Regions from separate parts of the Homo sapiens genome. Here regions 2 and 3 are each linked to region 1. Evidence: chromatin loops called from intact Hi-C (ENCODE). Cell type or tissue: IMR-90. All regions are shown on one strand.

Evidence for each region. A loop is a pair of places that touch in the nucleus more often than their neighbours do. Peaks named below come from ENCODE experiments on the same cell type or tissue, not always from the same donor. Only the 100,000 strongest peaks of a DNase experiment are listed, where the experiment ranks them.
Region 2: a loop joins it to region 1, with 5 times the contacts of the local background. A loop is called at or near these places in 3 of 110 quality-filtered maps.
Region 3: it touches region 1 in a loop (5-fold over the local background); 30 of 110 quality-filtered maps call a loop at or near these places.

Annotation. Positions count from the first base shown.
Region 1 is chr18:21,161,771-21,166,770 of GRCh38, forward strand. The region is part of intron 2 of LOC107985161 (a long non-coding RNA gene); the gene reads right to left. Among named protein-coding and RNA genes, the nearest start is that of ROCK1, 52 kb to the left of the region's middle. In IMR-90, no CTCF peak of the experiment used is centred here; a DNase peak (open chromatin) is centred at 2,311; H3K4me3 peaks cover 649 bases; H3K27ac peaks cover 991 bases.
Region 2 is chr18:21,069,785-21,074,784 of GRCh38, forward strand. ROCK1 (Rho associated coiled-coil containing protein kinase 1) reads right to left here. Exons shown (of 33, transcript NM_005406.3): 2 at 748-829. Among named protein-coding and RNA genes, the nearest start is that of ROCK1, 40 kb to the right of the region's middle. In IMR-90, no CTCF peak of the experiment used is centred here; no DNase peak of the experiment used is centred here.
Region 3 is chr18:20,959,894-20,964,893 of GRCh38, forward strand. It overlaps ROCK1 (Rho associated coiled-coil containing protein kinase 1), which reads right to left. Exons shown (of 33, transcript NM_005406.3): 28 at 243-313; 29 at 1-35. Among named protein-coding and RNA genes, the nearest start is that of ROCK1, 150 kb to the right of the region's middle. In IMR-90, no CTCF peak of the experiment used is centred here; no DNase peak of the experiment used is centred here.

The sequences.
Region 1 (5,000 bases):
GAGACGGGGTTTCTCCATGTTGGTCAGGCTGGTCTCCATCTCCCGACCTCAGGTTATCTGCCCACCTTGGCCTCCCAAAGTGTTGGGATTACAGGCGTGAGCCACTGCACCTGGCTGAAGAAATGTATTATAAGGAATTGGCTTATGTGATTATGGGCACTGAGAAGTCCCATGATCTGCCATCTACTAGCTGGAAACCCAGGAGAGCCAGTGGTGTAGTTCAAAGATCCTGAGTGCCAGTAAGACGGTGATGTAGATTCCAGACCAGATTCGAAGGCCTGAGAATCAGGAGCACTGATGGCAGGGGAAGATCAATGTCCTAGCCTAAGGAGTCAGAGAGTGAATTCAACCTTCCACCACAATTTTGTTCTATTCAGGTCCTCAACAGATTAGCTGATGCCCACCCACAATGGGGAAGGCCATCTGCTTCGTTGAGTCCACTTATTCCAATGCTAATCTCTCCAGATATACCCTCATACACACCCAGAAATAATGCTTAACCAGCTGCCTGGGCATCTCGTATCCCAGTCAAGCCATCATATAAAATTAACCATCTCACCTTCCTTTAAGGAATGAATAGACTAGGGAGAGAGCATCCTTTTAGACCAATAAGCCATCACAATGTCATAAGAGACCAGTCTGTATGAGATGCTGTGCACCGTGTGTAGGAAGAAATATCACAATTTTGTTTCATCTAAAAATGAGGGCTAATTAGGAATCTAAAGTAGGAAGGTATAGGTAAAAGGCTGGCTATAAGAAATTCTACTTGAATAAAAAAATGGGTGGAAATACAGGGAGATACAGAGAACATGGTGTGTTTGAGGAAGGGCAACTAATTTTAGCATGGCTAGTTCAATGCAGTTGTCTTTATTCATTTGCATGTGTAAATGATCAGAAAAACTAACCCAAAGTCACTTCATTCCTTAATATTTATTGAGTGCCTACTCTATGTCATGTTCTGCTAAGTTCTTAGGCTGCAATGATGAGTAAAATGAGGTCCAGTCCCTGCTCCTATGTAGCTAAATAGTCAACATCAATTGCTGAAGGCCCAAAAGAGATGGCATATGTAGAACAAAATAGCATCCAGTTATCAAGGCAGGCAAGTAAGTTCTTACGATGAAAACATATGAGGCAGACATTCCAAATGAAATTTTTTCAGCACATTATTAGTTCACTTCTCATCACAAGTGACCTAGGCATCTGCTCTGTGCTCAGGGAATGCAAACTAATGCTAATATTAGCCACATCAACAAATAGAAATGAAAGGCAGAAGGAAGGAACTAAAAAAGGAAGGAAGGCAAAACTGCTGCCCCCAAAGGATATTAAAAATATTTTTATTCAGCCAGGCGCAGTGGCTCACGCCTGTAATCCCAGCACTTTGGAAGGCCGAGGCGGGCGGATCACGAGGTCAGGAAATCAAGACCATTCTGGCTAACACGGTGAAACCTGTCTGCACTAAAAATACAAAAAATTAGCCGGGCGTGGTGGCAGGCGCCTGTAGTCCCAGCTACTCGGGAGGCTGAGGCAGAAGAATGGCGTGAACCGGCGAGGCGGAGCTTGCAGTGAGCTGAGATCGCACCACTGCACTCCAGCCTGGGCAAAGAGTGAGACTCCATCTCAAAAAAAAGAAAAAAAAATTATTCTACCTCCTGTTTTTGTATTACCCATTTTTATTAGTCCATTATATTTAGCTTAAATACTGGCCTAGACGGATACTGAACAGGCTGTTATATTACAGCACTTTCTCTTCTATCTATACAGACCTGCATTCATGGAAGGGGGATCTCTTATGGAAAGTTATTTGCAATGCAGCTAAGTTATCCTAAAATAAACAAATCTGGAAGAATAGGGGGCTGACAATGATCTGTTAGACCCTGTTACTAAAGAATTGCTGTTATCTGAGCATTGTATGTGCATTTCAAATAACTCTCAGGAGGAGTTTGTATAGCTTTTGTTTTTTTGTTTTTGTTGTTGTTGCTGTTTAGAGACAGGGTCTCACTATACTGCCCAGGCTAGTCTCGACCTCCTGGACTCAAGTGATCCTCGACCTCCCAAAGTGCTGGGATTGCAGGCATGAGCCACCACATCTGGCCTTGTGGAGCATTTTTAAAGGGAGAAGAGGAAGAAGAGTTTGATACTTTCTGTCCTCATCTCAGTGAGATGCCTTTTTTTTTTTTTTTTTTTGGTCTAATGTATTCTTCCTCAAAAGGGCAGAATCCAAGTCAGATGCAGTGCGAGTGAAGGGGTTAGTCTGTTCTATAAACTGTTAGAGAGATTTAAAAAATAGGCAATCTAATTGACTCATGCATGGCTCACAGCCATATAAATGCTTGCAAAATTGCTTCCTGCACAGTAATAGTGACCACAGAGAAGCAGAAGTAAAATGGAAGCGAGCAAGATGAGAGCTCTTAGGAAATCTTTAGCAGGACTTTCAAACTTTTGTTAAACCTTTTGTTTAACCTTGTGGAGAACTTTCCTTTGGAAAATTAAATGTACTTTCAACAAGCATACTGCAAGTTAAAAGTCACATAATTCACCTACAAAATAAGACCTCATTGGTAGCAAATTTCATTTCTAGAAATATATTGTCTTTCAGAACCAACTGAAGAGAAGCAATTTTTTTTTTTCAAGAAGGACTGCGGCTACATTGTTACTAAGAGATTTGTAATCTGCTTTAAACATGTTACTAAGAAAGAAGTTGACGTAACTACTAAGTTTGCTATTTACATTTAATTAAGGGCATTACTTAAAATGTATTTGGGCATTTGAGCTATTAACAATATACACATTTATAACTTTCCTCATATTCGCTTTTAACAAAATCTTTCTTTTGCTGTCTTCTTCAAAACTCCCTGCCCTTGTATTGATTAGCTTTACCTGTAATTTATTTCCTGGTGTCTCCTTATGCTTTGCTGAAACATGCACCATGCAATTACTCAGCATAATTTGTTTTTTTGTCCCTTGCCAATCATACACCAAAAAAAAAAAAAAGCATATCTCATCTGTTTGTAGTTTCCTTTTACTACTTAATTAAAAGTAATCAGCTGAAAGATTATACTGAAATTAATCTCTAAATTCATTGGTTGGTCACCAACTCGGAGGTAGGAAATAATTTTTTCCATGTAAAACTTCCTTCTAAAAGCCTGAGTTGCAGTAACAATAACAATATAGTTGCACAATATGTAAACAATTATCTCCTGAGTTACAAAAATATTTTTCAGGCATCCACTTGAACTTTTATAATTTATGTCATTACCCTCCTTGTTGGCTTCCAAATAATAATTTATAAGAATTTTATGTATCATCATTTTGAGTCAAAATGAAAGCCTGAATTTCCTTTAGAAACTAAGAAAAACTAATTTATTATTAAGGTGATTTTGTTTTTGTTGTTGTTTTAATGTTTTGAGACAAGTTCTCAGTCTGTTACTCGGGCTGGAGTGCAGTGACACAATCTTGGCCCTCTGCAACCTCTGCCCCCAGGCTCAATCAATCCTCCCACCTCAGCCCCTTGATTAGCTAGGACCACAGGCGTGTACTAGCATGCCCAGCTATTTTTTTTTTTTTTTGTATTTTTAGTAGAGATGGGGTCTCACCGTGTTGCCCAGGCTGGTCTTGAACTCCTGAACTCAAGCTATCCGCCCGCCTCAGCCTCCCAAAGTGCTGGGATTACAGGTGTGAGCCACCGCGCCCCACCAGTGATTTTATTTTTGGTGTTTCATGGTTTACTTAGGAAACTAAAACATTTTATGTATGTGTTTATGTGACTACTAAATTATGACATCAACTGATAAAAGAGTTGAACCATTCTAAGAGAATAAAAGTTTAACTTAAGTCCTGTATTTAAGTTCTTTTAATTCCATCATTAAAATTATGTGTGTGTGTATGTGTGTGTGTGTGTGTAAACACACATACAAAGCAGGAGAAAAATATTCATTCTCAATATACTCTATTTCTTATCTAGAAGATGGATTCTCAGCCGGGTGGGGTGGCTCACACCTGTAACCCAACACTTTGGGAGGCCGAGGCAGGTGGATCGCTTGAGGCCAGGAGTTTGAGACCAGCTTGGACAACCTAACAAAACCCTTTCTCTACAAAAAAAAAAAAAAAAAAAAAAAAACACAAAAATGGCTGGGCGCAGTGGTTTACTCCCGTAATCCCAGCACTTTGGCAGGTCAAGGCGGGTGAATCATCTGAGGTCAGGCATTTGAGACCAGCCTGCCCAACATGGTGAAACCCCGCCTCTACTAAAAATACAGAAAATTAGCCAGATGTGGTGGCCCATGCCCATAGTCCCAGCTACTCGGGAGGCTGAGGCAGGAGAATTGCTTGAACCCAGGAGGCAGAGATTGCAGTGAGCCAAGACCACGCCACTGCCCTCTATCCTGGGCGACAGAGTGAGACTCCGTCTCAAAACAAACAAACAAACCAACACACAAAAATTAGCTGGGCTTTTTTAGTGTGGCACACCCCTATAATGCCAGCTACTTGGGTGTCTGAGGTGTGAATCACTTGAACCCAGGGGGCAGAGGTTGCAGTGAGCTGAGATCATACCACTGTACTCCAGCCTGGGGTGACTGAGTGAGACCCTGTCTCAAAACAAACAAACAAACAAAAACCAAAAAAAACCCCAAGATGGATGGATTATCTTTTAGGAGAAATCTTTTTTTGAATAAAGTTTACTGAGAATCCATTGAAAAGTCTTAGTCCCCTGATATACTTTGGATATGTATCCCCTCTGAAACTTACGTTGAATTGTAATCCCCAATGTTGGAGGTGGGGCCTGGTGGGATGGGAGGTGATTCGATCATGGTGGTGGATTTCTCATGAACGGATTAGCTCTATCATCTTGGTGCCGTCCTCATGATAGTGAGTGAGCTCTCATGAGATCTGGTTGTTTAAAAGTGTGTGGCGCCTTCCCCAAACTCTCTCTCTCTTGCTCCTGCTTTCGCCATGTAAGGTGCCTTCTCCTGCTTTGCCTTGTCCCATGAGTAAAAGCTCCC
Region 2 (5,000 bases), 92 kb before region 1:
TTAAAACTTTTATACTTAAAAACTTCTCAGTTCAGAATCTGGCACCATATTCAAAAACGAAAATAAAACAATAATTTTTTAAAAATTGAAAAACTAAAAGATCATAAAATTAAAAAATTCTAATACAAGATTTCAAAGTATAGAAGTGATTTAAAAAATCAAAAAGATATGACTATTTAGAAAAACAAAACCTTTGTAATAAAACATATATAACCAAAATTGAAAGATAACACCAAAACCAATCAAACTTACATGTATCAATATTTATAGTTCAGAAACAGAAATAAATAAAGTAAGGAGGACTTTATGATCTAAATCTTATCAATTCTTTAAGATTAAAAGTTTGAAATTATAAGTTATTTAATCAAATTTTTAAATGATAAAATCCAATCTAAAAAGGAGCCTTCGGAAAAGAATATCTGTAAAATTTAAATATAAAACAGCTTTCATGGAGAAAAATTCTCATGTCTCAGCAGTTACTCAAACTCAATGTGCAGTTATTCAAACTCAATGCACAGTTTTTTGAATACTTATTTTAACTATTTTTCATCCCTTTCTCTTCAAAATATTTTGGTTCTCCTAACAGGCATCCAAATTGTTTCTTTCACACTTCCTACTAAATTCTATGTAGAAATCATTGATGAAATCACCAAAAAGTAAATAGAAGAAAAAATAAGGGCTTGAATGACATAAGTGAAAATGTAGTTATATGAAGTCTGTCATTAACCTCCACAAAAAATTACTTACATCTGCTTAAAAAGTTGTCAATATTTTTGTTTTTTCTTAAGGCAGGAAAATCCAAATCATATACCAAAGCATCCAATCCATCCTAAAGAAACAAACAAACAATGGTTAGTTTTTTGGATCACATTATACAGTCTCCTTTTTTATGAAAGAATAAAATATACGCTTTAATATTTAATTTCCCCTAACACATCTTGTGTACATTTAACACCCTCTACAAGGTTAGATGAGTACTGGGAGAAAAGTGGTTTTCATTTCATATGCAGTTCTTTTTACCTTCTAAGTCTGCCAGGCCCAGGGGCAAGAAAATTACCACAGATTGGCTGCAAGTGATTTCAATCCATGCACTTTTCCCCTCATAAGGACATGAAATTTTATTTTGCATTACTTCTCCTTACTACTGCATTTATCTTTATCTTAGACATCAAAAACCTACATTTGTTACTATAAATATTTTATAAGGTAACAGCTAAATAATAATAAAATGTGAGGTTTAATATAAAATAAATACTGCATAATCACAAATGCAAGCTATATACATTTTTAATTATAAAAATGTATTAGATTGTCATGGGTCTTCTTTCTTTCTTTGAGGCACTTTCTAGGGAAAGCTAGCAGTAAAGGACACACCTGAGCTTTTGCATTTTTTCTGCTTTTTTTTTTTTTTTTTTTGAGGGTCTTGCTCTGTTGGCCAGGCTGGAGTGCAGTGGTGCAATGTTGGCTCAATGCAACCTCCACCTCCTGGGCTCAAGCCATCTTCCTGCCTCAGCCTCTTGAGTAGCGGGGACTACAGGCTCACGCTACCACACCTGGCTAAATTTCGTCTTTTTATAGACAGAGTTTCACCATATTGCCCAGGCTGGTCTTGAACTCCAGACCTCAAGCAATTGCTCCTGTCTCAGAGTCCCAAAGTGCTGGGATTACAGGTGTGAGCCACCACGCCTGGCCGAACTTTTGCTTTTAAGTGGATATTTAAATATTATCTAAGCAAGTGCATGGCAGTGTGAAGGTATACCAAGCAGTGTTGAAGTGGGAAAGCATCTATTCAGACTATATCCTGCTGCATGGCAGGAACTGGAAGAACTTCAGATAATCCTAAGCAATCTTCACTATAAAGTCTCACTCTTTAGTAAATGTTGTTTGTATAATTGAATAGCACTATGGAAAAGAATGGTTTTTGCGTGATGCTTAATAATGTAATCAGTTCCAGACAGGTCAAAACATTAAAAAAATAAAGAACCAGGCAAAAGCATTTTAAAGAAAAAAATAGTATATTTACATGATACCGTTGGGAGAACAAGTCACATAACCTTTCTGAGCCTCAGTTTTCTTTTTTGTAAAATGAGGGATAATGATTACAACACATAACAGATTTGTGAGAATTAAATGAGTTAACATGTGAAGTGTCTGGACCTTAATAGTCTCACTTCTCTCTCTTTTATTTCTGTTACTGACATTTGAAAGCTCTGAATGTTAGTCTCCCTATTAACAGGAATGACCTACACAGAAAACAGACATTTTAGTCACGTGGTCATAAAACCTTAAAAGTAAATCTTAGGTCATGATGTTAAACCCTTCCCCAATGCAGTAATCCAAAGTACTTTTGTTGTTGTTACACATGGGCATCTGAGTTTTGCGTGACCAAGTATTTGATCATGTGTTTGTTAATGAAAAATGAGCTGCCTCCACTAATTACATATAGTCACTAAGTGTTTGGACCTGGTACCACACACTTTAATTCTACAATACCATGGGATAGTCTATTACTTTTCAGCATCACCCATAAGCAAAACTTGTGTGCCTTTATTAGGGAAATAAAGTTGGCAAGAATGTATTCTTCTAACTTAACCAAAGCATATACCAACTGAGGTTTCTAAGGGGAGTCAAGACACTGGGGTGGGAGAGAGGGATGCAGGCTTCCATTTTAATGCAGTGGAAAAGCTGCACAATGCAAGGAATGTGTATGTCCAACTATAAATGAGGCAGGAACCTTAGCTTTTATTCAATACTCTGAAGTTCCATAAAATAATGCAGATAAGACTTCCACACTTCCTAAAAGTCCAAATTCTAGTACCAGGACTCGGAATGTTAACATAACATTCATCCAAGTGCAAAAACAATTCACGAGGAATGATAATCAAAGGATATACTTCCACTGATCCTTCACTTAATTTTATGATTTAGGCATGAGCAAAACTACCTTCTACTTTCACAACATGTCCATCATATAGCTTAATCATCAATTTAAAAATGTAGAGGAGGCCAGGCACGGTGGTTCACTCCTGTAATCTCAGCACTTTGGGAGGCCGAGGCAGGCGTACTGCCTGAGATCAGGAGTTAGAGACCAGCCTGGCCAAAATGGTGAAACCCCATCTCTACTAAAAATATAAAAATTAGTCAGGCATGGTGGTGGTGGGTACCTGTAATCCCAGCTACTCGGGAGGTTGAGACAGGACAATCGCTTGAACCCGGGAGGCAGAGGTTGCGGTGAGCCAAAATCATGCCTCCAGCCTGGGTGAAAGAGACTCCGTCTCCAAAAAAAAAAAAAAAAAAAAAAAAAAAAAAAAAAAACAAAAGTGGAGGAGAAAATATGTAACAGAGGGGCCAATCAATGTCAAAAAATTACAGTAATTAAATTCTTTGCTACTAATAGTTGAACAAGGGTAGTAGACCAGTTGTAGCAGTTACATTTTAAAAGAAGGTAGTTACATAAGAGAAGTATTTTCACATATACACACAAAGGCAGGCATAATCAATTAAAAGTATAACATTTTACAGTGATCTCTAAAGTAAAAACACTTCACATTTCCTGAGAAGCACTGATATGGCAGGGGGAGCAGGGGGAAGAGGAGGTAGAGGTCCATTGTGTTATGCCACAACAGAGTTCAAGTGAAAGCAGAAGCAAAAGAAAATTATTCAACACTACTACAAACTTTAGTTTTCTGGATAAATCTGAATTAACAAATATGAGTCAGGTGTAAAACATCATTTAGGATTAAATCCATTAAAAGTAACACATTATAAGGTATGAGAATTTAATGGCACTAGGAAAGGACAGTTACACTATTATAAGAAACATTCATTTTTAGGTAAATTTTCAAAACCTAAATGGTTATTATTCTAAACCTAACAGACATATTTTTGGAGAAACACCACCCCACCCTCAAAATCCATTGAAAACTATGGCAGCAAAACTGGGGCTTCTGAAAATCAAACTACTTCTAAAATGGGCTGACCACTGGTACTAAAGACTGCTGACCAACTTTGGTAAGAGAGGATATACCATTTAAAGAAAATGTTTTTGGTATATGTAGTAGAATGTTGTTTTAACTAAGTCCCTTAGGCCAGATGCTGTGGCTCACAACTGCAATCCCAGCACTTTGGGAGATCGAGACAGGAGGATCACTTGAAACCAGGAGTTCAAGACCAGCCTAGACAACATAGCAAGACCCTATCTCTACAAAAATAAAAGTAAAAAAAATAGCTGGGCGTGGTGCCGCATGCTTGCAGTCCCAGCTACTTGAGAGGCTGAGGCAGGAAGATCGCTTGAGCCCAGGAGCTCAAGGCTACAGTAATCTATGATTTTGCCACTGCACTACAGCCCTGGTGACAGAGTGGGACCCTGTCTCTAAAAATCAATCAGTCTGTCAATCTCTCTTCACTTGATAAAGAAATAATTCATCAAAATTAAGCACAGCTATGAAAATGAAAACAGAATTTCCTTAGGGAATTTTAACAACCTGATATTAAATACAGTTAAAATCTGTTTAACTGGTGTGACATTACTATACCCATGTCAATGCTGCCCAGGACATTTATAGTCAATAAATAAGTAAATAATGTTCCAAATTATCTAGTACAACAAACAATGGCTCTTCCCAATCAGTCTCCAATCATACCTTTGTCCAGCCTGTTTCTCTACACATACATAGCTGGGCTTAGGCCACAGTGTGCTACCAGCCATTTCCCAAATAAGCCAGGCTCACTCTACCCTATGGGGCCTTTGCACCTGCTCTATTCTCCCGCTGGAATGTGAACATTCTTACATTAAGACTGCCTCAAATGTCCCTTACTTTGTGCTGCCTTCCCCAGTGCCCTGAGGGGAAATGTTACATAACCTCCTTTGTGCTATTACAGAAATTATGTATTTAGCTGTTATACTGTAATTATTTATTTCTAAATCTGCCTCCTCTTCTGCAGGAAAGCAGAAAAAAAATACTTCCTGTCTCTCAGAGTTCAGAAGTTAGTTAGTAGGT
Region 3 (5,000 bases), 200 kb before region 1:
TAGAACAAAATTTTTTTGCTGCTTACCACAACATACTGAAATAAGAAAAAGGGGGGAAGAGTTACAAGAGCAACATTAACTTGGTTTAAAGTGATAAGCATAATATTTGCCACTAATATCTAGATTATACTGTATTAATGTAAAATAAATGCTAGTAAAAAAAAGTAGCTAATATAAGTTCTATGCTCCAAAGTAAAATATAGAACAAAATACCAGTTAGAAAATAATTAGGTATATGGTACCTGTTTCTTCCAGCCATATCGTTTGATATTTCCTCTATTTGGTACTGAAAGCCAACCTTCAATTCTTGACTCTAGGAGAAAAAGAATATATGTATTAGTCAGTCTTAAATTGTAACAAAAGAAAAACTATTAAAAGTTGTCTGACAGCATGCAGCAACAAGCAATTGAACACAACTAAATGAATAAGTGCTATAATTTGCTCTTCCATGCTTCAATCACACAAATCAACTTTAATGGCCATACAAATATTGCAGAAAAAAATTCCAAGCCACTTTTCCCATACAATTTAACATTTAGTAATCAATTACAAAAGTATGAAGTAACAATACCCTTAAGAGCCAGGCAAGACTGGAATGGATTGCAGCTTAAATGGGATATGATGTAGAAGACTTTATCATTTAACATTCATATAAAAATAATCAGCAAAAAAAAAGAAAGAAAAAAATAATGCAGCAAGTGGAACAAATCAGAGCCATGATTTACACAAGAAAGAGCAAGCAAAAGTATAGAAGTGTCCTATTACTCACAGAAGACAAGAATAGAAGATAAATAAATAAGGAATGCAGGCAGAATCAACTAGATATAAAGAATAAGAGACAAGTATTTTATTTGTTTTCTCAGTACAATATTCTGATTAAGCTTTTTGGTAAAACAACTTCAATTTGAATTTGTAACTATTTCAATAAAATTGCCCAAATTTGGTTGAGGGGAGCACTTAACTCTAGTGCTAAGTTCAATTGCAATTCTACTCAAACTAAAGAGTTTTAAAGCCTCTTAAGTTTCTGATATCACAATTTGATCAACAGTAAAAACAACACAGAATCCATTTGGTCTACTGCCATTATTTCAACTAGTACGTGCATACCAGGAATTCCTTGACTATTTGATCAAGGCATTTTATAATAATTATTACTATTGTTTAAATATAACTAATGTCTACTAGAAATATCTGGGGGATAAAGACAACTCCATTAGAAATAGTTATTTTAGATCAGGTTGGAAATAAGAAAATCCATTCAATTTAACTATTTTCCGTATCTACCTTATATTTGAAACACAAAAGAATAGAAAAATAACCAATTTCAAAGTATGACACTAAAATATGAGATTATACTATCATTCAAATGGTAATCCTAAGGCAATATATTGTCCGCCTTCATATAATTTAAAAGCTATAAACTCAGTCTTACAGTAACAGTTAACAATAGGTAACATTTACTGATTTATTTATTCATAAATTTACTATTTGCCACATGCTTTATAATATCTCATATTTAACCTATGTATAAGTCCATGAATACAGGATATTATATTCCGAGGAATTCGGAAAAGGTTCTACTGTCATCTTTCACTTACAAAAGAAGAGACTAAGGCTTAGCAGGGTAAACGGACTTGGGCAAGGCAACTCTATCAGTATCTATCAAAGCTCTATGGTTTCAAACCCCGGCAGTCTAATTTCTGAGCTTATGTTTCTAGAGCACAACACTATTCTGTTCGCAAACAAGCTCTGCAGTTGACTGAATTGTGGGAAATATTTTTTTCCCCTACTCCCACCAGGTACGTAATGTCTCCACACCTTTGCTTGTGTTATTCCTCTTCATATAAATTGTTAAAATGGAGGAAATGGTGAGGTAACTTTAGTTCAAAATGATCCCTCTCTTCTCCCAACATTTTTCTTTTTCCTTTTTTTTTTTTTTTTTTTTTGACATGAAGTCTTGTTACGTTGTCCAGGCTGGCCTCAAACTCCTGAGCCTCAGCTTCCTAAGCAGTGGCATGTACCACAGCACCTGGCTTTAATTGCTGCAATTTAGTTCATGAAGTAATTATTTTGTTGCTTAGGTAGTTCCTTGGTAAGTTTTGTGAGAGCAAGGACCATATCTTAACACTTGATTTTATATATCCCATGGCAAATGACACAACGAGGTGGTACTTGACAGATATTTGTTGATTATTTTGTAATTCTGCATTTTTCTGAATTAGCCAATTAAAGTCATCCTTTGTAAATAGTGGTTCCAGTTTAAAAACCAAACAGGCAGTTTTATACTAAATAGCATGCAGAAGACTGTTGATCACATATTGATCATTCACCAATATTTTATCTTATAAAAGCAAAAAAGTTATTGCCAGAAATTTTCCCATTAGTGTGGTAGAAATTGCAGCTCTGGTTTTAAAGTGTAGTTTGGAAAACATTAAGATGAACATTAGTGAGAATGAAAAGGAGTCTTAATATCTGATAATACAAAGTTGTTTAGTATTAGTAATTCCTCACCAAAAACAAAGATATAAAAGCCTTTGAATTCTTGACATTTACACAAAATTTGTATGCCAAAATACCCTATACTTTCACATTATTTCTTTGTGACAATCAATGTCAAAAATATTTATGCTTTCTGGCTCTAGATGTGGGTTAACCTGCCAGTTTTAATATATCTTCAATAAGTTGTTATATGGTATGGCTTTATCTGTCATTTCAGTGTTCCTTAGAAATTTTATATATCAAGGGAATCTTATGAGTCAAATAAGCCAGAATTCTACATTTGCTCATATTTAAATTAAATGAAGAGGGTCAGGGAGAAAATAAATTAAATGAAGAAATCTGGAATGCAAATAAAGGTGTCAAGAATATGTGAAGGTTTTTGCCAATTTACAACAATGTCATGGGAGAAAATTTTAGTTTTTCCATCTGGTGAATTCCCTCAGAGAAGCAACTGAACTAAGCTCAATAATAACAGATAAAAAAATACATACTAGCTTCTCCTGCGTTTCCTTTCCTTACGCCTACCATAGTTGCAAGATAATATACTTACCAGTTTTTAAAATATATAAAGACCTCCTCTAAAATCGGGACCACCTGTAACTTAAGTGGTGATCTGGAGGTATAACGCTGTAAATTCCATCTTTTATATCACAAGCACAGAAAACAGCTTCTCCAGATAACTAAATGAAACTCCCACTGAGAGAACCTCTAAGTCTGGATTATCCTTAATAATATTCTACATATGTACAAAAACAACTTGGCTCTAAATTTTATACAATATATTTGTAGAACAATTTTAACTTATAAGAAGTTAGATGTATATTACTGCAATATCAGCGATTTCTTTACCCAAATAAGAGACAATCTAACTACATGTACATCAATACTCGATATAGCCAATTCAAACATCAGAGCTAACCTCTGAAGACTACCTAATTTATTTAGCTATACCACAAACATACTGCTTAAGAAACAGGGCTAAAGAACCATTTCAAAACACTTTAATTAAATTCAAAAGTGATATAAAAAAGAAAATTAATTAATACTCAACAAGTCAGATACACCAACTTCAAATCACTAGATTTGGGCAAGGTCAGAAACATTCATATATTCAAATATTGGGAAACACACCAAGAGATCCACCATTTTCAGGTTTAAGTTACATAACCTAAGGTCAAGCTGGATGGAAAAGGGTATGATACAAATAATCCATAAGAGATAATGAATATTACTGGAGTATCAATACCAAGTTTTCCTAATCCATCATCTATTTCTACATTCTCTTCAGATGTCTAGGTTAACAGTTCCAAAAGAAGGAAAGAGAAAGAATGAGGAAAAGAAACAGTTATCACATTAAAGTTTTTTGTCATCTAGGCAACAGGCACCCATAACCGTAAGGGTAATCTTTATGTTTGTATTGTGTGCTAGGTCACAACCTGCTACAGAACCAAAGAGAAGATAAAGACATAAAAGAATTAAGAGAATGAAGGTGACTTCAAGAACTTCAAAGAGTTATAAGTCAGAGAAGGAGTAACATTTTTTAAATAAAGTTTTTAGAATTGGGAATTTTAGAAGGGAGATTTAATATTTAAGCTAGTTAATAACAAAATGGCCACTAAGGATTCATAGAGGCTGCGTTCTAGATGTGCAAGATAATTAAATTATAATCTTTATACTGAATGATGAAATATAAGAGAAATAATAAAAGTTGCAGTGTCAGTTTATCCATCCAACTACTTAAAAAAAAACTGAAAAATGTGACCCATATTTCAAAAAGCCATCATTTTAACTTGGAGTAAACTTAATCTATTCAAAGCCCTCTCCTTTTTAGTACGTATATTCATTTACTTATTTTCTAAACTGAAGTAAAAATTAATCATTAGCCATTACCTTCAAGAAATTTTTTAGACACTTGAATGATATGTAACTATCTAATATTAAGAATGAATATCAACATTCTTTAACAATTCTTCCTAGATATGAATGCAAAACCTTAACTTTATTTGCCAGGGACCATTTTTGAGCATCTAGTAAATGGTGGATTTAATACAGATTTTCAATTTACTAGCAAAATATCTGACCCACAGAGAGGTAAATAATATTGACAAAGACTATCCATTAATTTCTACTTCCAATATGAAAGTCAAGGTTCAGCACTGTTGAGATTTTATAAAGTCTCAAAATTAAGAACACAGTAATAGGAAAAGAGGTATTAACTGGCCTCTTCTAGCAAGGGAGAATGGCTACCAGTACTCCCCGCCCCACTTGGTTTGGACTTTGATAACCTTAAAAACAAAATTCCTGAAAGTACACTAATATTCTAAGAAATATACTGAAAATGGAGCTAGTAGAAACATTTAAAAATCTCTTTGCTCAATAAGTCAATTTATTAGGTCAGGATTCTGAAACCTAAATGGATTCCCAGCCTAAGTCTGCCAATGAAGCCAGCTGATGGCACTATGAGCTTAGCCTTTCTGAATCAGCCACGATGGTGGGTAAAA